Regions from separate parts of the Homo sapiens genome. Here region 1 is linked to region 2. Evidence: chromatin loops called from intact Hi-C (ENCODE). Cell type or tissue: IMR-90. All regions are shown on one strand.

What was found. Peaks named below come from ENCODE experiments on the same cell type or tissue, not always from the same donor. Only the 100,000 strongest peaks of a DNase experiment are listed, where the experiment ranks them.
Region 1: a loop joins it to region 2, with 4 times the contacts of the local background. A loop is called at or near these places in 27 of 110 quality-filtered maps.

Annotation. Positions count from the first base shown.
Region 1 is chr10:97,405,872-97,408,371 of GRCh38, reverse strand. No RefSeq gene overlaps it. Among named protein-coding and RNA genes, the nearest start is that of RRP12, 5.8 kb to the right of the region's middle. In IMR-90, CTCF peaks have their summits at 753 and 1,054 (motif pointing left); DNase peaks (open chromatin) are centred at 761 and 1,021.
Region 2 is chr10:97,552,188-97,554,687 of GRCh38, reverse strand. The region is part of intron 1 of UBTD1 (ubiquitin domain containing 1); the gene reads right to left. It overlaps LOC124902488 (a long non-coding RNA gene), which reads left to right. Exons shown (of 3, transcript XR_007062259.1): 2 at 780-868. Among named protein-coding and RNA genes, the nearest start is that of ANKRD2, 19 kb to the left of the region's middle. RefSeq lists a silencer at 884-963 and an enhancer at 513-1,014. In IMR-90, a CTCF peak has its summit at 996 (motif pointing right); a DNase peak (open chromatin) is centred at 1,027; H3K27ac peaks cover 202 bases.

The sequences.
Region 1 (2,500 bases), 150 kb after region 2:
TGAGGCAGGAGAATCGCTTGAACCCGGGAGGTGGAGGTTGCAGTGAGCCGAGATTGCACCATCGTACTCCAGCCTGGGCAACAAGAGCGAAACTCCGTCTCAAAACAGAAAAAAACAAAAAAAACAAGGGCAGTGCTATGGGGGGAGGGGGTTCATCCTGGGCTAAGCGTTGGATCTCCTGGCTTCTGCTCACTGTGTGACCTTGGGGGTGTCACTGAACCCCTTAGAACTATGTTTCCCCATCTGTGAAATGAGGACACCTGCTCTGTCCTCCTCACTTAGAGAATTAATGAAAAAGTATTTTGGAACTGAGGAAGAGTTTTTTTAGATGATAATAATAGCTCACATTTATTGCATGCTCACTGTGTACCAGGCAGCGTGCTCAGCACTTAAAATTCATTATCTTATTTAGTTCCCATAAATCAGACAGGTAGGCATTCTTATCATCTCCATTTTACAGATGTGGAAAACTGAGGCTCAGGGAAGAGTAAGGTGAGTTGTTCAAGGTCACAGAGCAAGTGGTGGTACTTGAATTCCAACCCAGAGAGTCTAACTGCAGGACCTATCCTACAGATGTGGTGGTCCTTATTAACCATATGTGGAGGGGCTGATCATGGATACAGCTAGAGCCTCTGGGTGGGAGTTACTGCTGGAATTCAGGGGTGGAGAGGTGAGCCCTGGGGTACCGGGTGGAAGAGATTGTGCTCAGGCCATTTGGATGCCTATCGTCCTCTCTTCTGGTAGAGCACGCCTCCTGGAGGAGGCTCTGAGCAGATGCCTCAGGATGGACGGCCAGCAGGTGACCTAGGGCCCCTCAATGCCCATACCAGGCTGACGATTTAGCCAGGGCTGTATTCAGTTACGACGCAGACTCGGTTTGGAGGCCAGCAGGTTTCTGTAGCCCAGGAAAAGGATGGGACATCTGCCACTACCCTTGGCCTCTGCATCTCCGCATCTGATTTGCAAAATCCCAGTCTACTAGTTGGTATTGCAGGCTCTCTATAGGGTTTTAGCCCTAACAGGTTGTTGGTAGCACTCCCTCTGGTGGCAAAGATGCACCACTGACCCCTCTGTAAAGCACAATACTACACATGTTTTGGAGTTGTCCGTAATTTGACACAGATACACAGTTTCTTTTATTTTTATTTATTTATTTATTTATTTTTGAGACGAAGTCGCACTCTGTTGCCCAGGCTGGGGTACAGTGGCACGATTTTGGCTCACTGCAACCTCTGCCTCCCGGGTTCAAACGATTCTCCTGCCTCAGCCCCCCAAGTAGCTGGGATTACAGGCGTGCACCATAACGCCTGGTTAATTTTTGTATTTTTAGTAGAGACGGGGTTTCGCTATGTTGGCCAGGCTGGTCTCGAACTCCTGACCTCAGGTGATCCACCTGCCTCGGCCTCCCAAAGTACTGGGATTACAGATGTAAGCTACCATGCCCAGCCACAGATACACAGTTTCATACTGAATCCTCACAGCAGCCCAGTGGGTTCAGAATTATTATCACAACTTTCAGCCAGGCACAGTGGTTCACACCTGGAATCCCAGCACTTTGGGAGGCCAAGGTGGGTGGATCACTTGAGGTCAGGAGTTTGAGAACAGCCTGGCCAACATGATGAAACCCCATCTCTACTAAAATTACAAAAAGTCATCTGGGCGTGGTGGCACATGCTTGTAATCCCAGCTACTTGGGAGCCTGAGGCAGGAGAATCGCTTGAACCCAGGCGGTGGAGGTTGCAGTGAGTCAAGATCGCGCCTCCGCACTCCAGCCTGAGCAATAGAGTGAGACTCCATCTCAGAAAAAAAAAAAGTAATTATTATCGTAACTTTAAATAATATGACACATTAGAATGTGTAAAAAAAATGTATAAATAAATAAATAAAGGGAAAAAAAGAACAAGAATCGGAGACTTAGAGAGGTTAAATCCCTTGCTTGGTTTATAGGTAAAGTATGTCCTGTCTTGAACCCACCACTTTACCTGCCTTCTTTCAGCAATTACCCCAAGTCTAGACCTCTGGTTGTGAGCACAGCTCGCTTATAACAGTTTCCACATTCTGCTTCCTTTTCCTCCCCCAGCCACCAGTTCCCTTTTCTCAGCCTTCCCACTGAGGTCTCAGCCTGTGACCCAGGCACAGGGCCCCACTGGAGGATGATAATGTCTTCAGAGACTTGGAAGGGCTGGGGCCTAGAGTCTGAACTGACTTCAGTCTTCTCTGCAGCGACGCTTTCTCACATTAACACACTTTATGCTCTCTCTGCTCTAGGTGAGAGGACCACTTTTTTTTGTTGTTTTTTGAGACAGAGTCTCACTCTGTCACCCAGGCTAGAGTGCAGTGGCTTAATCTCGAGTCACTGCAACCTCCGCCTCCCGGGTTCAAGCGATCCTCCCACCTCAGCCTCCGAGTAGCTGGGACTACAGGTGTCTGCCATCATGCCTGGCTAATTGTCATATTTTTTGTAGAGACGGGGTTTCACCATATTGCTCAGGCTGGTCTC
Region 2 (2,500 bases):
TCCCAGCTACTCGGGAGGCTGAGATGGGAGGGTCACTTGAGCCCAGGAGGTCAAGGCTGCAGTGAACTATGACTGCACCACTGCACCCCAGCCTGGGTGACACAGTGAGACCCTGTCTCATAAATAAATAAATAAATAAATGGTCAGGCACAGTGGCTCACGCAGGTAATCCCAGAACTTTGGGAGGCCGAGGCAGGTGGATCGCTTGAGTCCAGGAGTTCGAGACCAGCCTGGTCAACATGGAAAAACACCATATCTACTAAAAATACAAAAATTATCTGGGAGTGGTGGTGGGCACCTGTAATCCCAGCTATTATGGAGGTGAGGCAGGAGAATCACTTGAACCCCAGAGACGGAGGTAGCAGTGAGCTGAGATCATGTCACTGTACTCCAGCCTGGGTGACAAGAGTGAGACTCCATCTCAGAAAAAAAAAAAAAAACGAAAACAAACAAAAAAATAAAATGTTCACTTTTGGGCTCTATGCCCAACAAGTGAGGTTGCTGGACTGTGACTACAAGGACACCTGAGCTGTAACTGTGTCCATGCATCTCATTTTCTCTTGAGAAGACTAAAGAACTGACCTTTAAAATAAACACAGCTCCATGGTGGCCCCTTTCAAAGTCATCACCTCAGGAGGCCACACACGTGCCTGAAGGATGCTGCCTTGGCTTGCAAACCTCTCAAGCTCCCCCAGAGTAGCCTTCAGGGTCCCCTCCCCGCTACACAACAGCAGCCAGCTTTGCTAGCAGTCACTTCTATGCTTCTCTCCCACTGACAGTTACTGTGAGTGAGCCTCTGCAAGTATTAACAGCGCCTAATTAATGCAGTGACCCAGGATACAGCGGTGACAAACTCCTCACCCTCCAGGTAGGGCCTCTGTGGCTGAAAATCTTACAATGGGCTGGTGAGGGGGAGGGGGCAGGCAGGGTTAATGTAAGCTGAGCCCAGGAGTCCAACCGTTGCCTTCTCAGTCATCACTGCACCTCAGAGCCAGCAGAGGGCAGCCGCAGCACCTCTGGGCTGGTGTTGGCTCTCTTCATCAGTGGGTCAAACGCTGTACAAAAACAACTCACCAAGTTCTCCAGGCCCAGAGGTAAGTGTGTATAGGAGACATGCCCAAACATTTGCAGCCCTATACACGGGTGCTTACAATCTTAGCCACTGATACAGACAAACACAGAAAAGGAAGTTTTTCATCTAAGCATATAGACAAGTCGATGATGAACATATTAATTTCATTTACTTAAAAAGATATTGGCTGGCCGCGGTGGCTCACGCCTGTAATCCCAGCACTTTTGGAGGCTGAGGCAGGTGGATCACCTGAGGTCAGGAGTTCGAGAAAGCCTGACCAACATGGTGAAACCTCATCTCTACTAAAAATACAAAAATTAGCCGGGCATGGTGGCACATGCCTGTAATCCCAGCTACTCAGGAGGCTGAGGCAGGAGAACTGCCTGAACCCGGGAGATGGAGGTTGCAGTGAGCTGAGATCATGCCATTGCACTCCAGCCTGGGCAACAAGAGTGAAACTCCATCTCAGAAAAATGGAAAACAAAAACAAAAAGATACTGTATGGAGTCAAAAAAGTTGGGCAGTGGAAAGTGTGAACATTCATATGCTGCACAAATTGGTGCACGCCTCTGCGAGGTACTGAGAAACTTAAAAATGTCCATCTCTTTGGCTCACCTATTTGGTTCTAATAATTTATTCGAAGAAAATAATCACAAGTGTGTGGTGAAGACTTATCTACAAAGCTGTTTAACTCAGCACCTTTTTAACAGGTTAAAGCTAGGAACAACCTAATGCACATGGCCAGGAGAAAGGCTACATAAAATATGGGCATCCACTCGAGGCATCAGCGGCAGCCACTCTGTGATGGTGAGGTAGGATGCTAACACGGGAAAACGTCCACCATACAGTGAAAAAAGGTCTCAAACAGCAAGCGCACAGTGCTCCAGCTTTTGATTCAAAAAAAGTATGTATTGGCCAGGTGTGGTGGTTCACCCCTGTAATCCCAGAACTTTGGGAGGCTGAGGCAGGCAGATCACTTGAGGTGAGGAGTTCAAGACCAGCTGGGACAACATGGTAAAAACCCATCTCTACAAAAATACAAAGATACAAAAATTAGCCAGGCTTGGTGGTGCGCGCCTGCAGTCCCAACTACTTGGGAGCTTGAGGCAGGAGAATTGCTTGAACTGAGGAGGCGGAGGTTGCAGTGAGCCAAGATTGCACCACTGCACTCCAGCCTGGGTCACAGAACGAGACTGTGTTTCAAAAAAAAAAAAAAAAAAAAGGGTGTATAATTATTATTTTTTGTTTGTTTTTAGACGGGGTCTGGCTCTATCACTCAGGCCATGTGATCATAGCTCACTGCAGCCTCAACCTCCTGGGCTCAAGCGATGCTCCCACCTCCGCCTCCTGAGGAGCTGTGATTATAGGCATGTACCACCATGACTGGATAATTTAAAAAAAATTTTTTTTTTTTTTAGAGATGGGGTC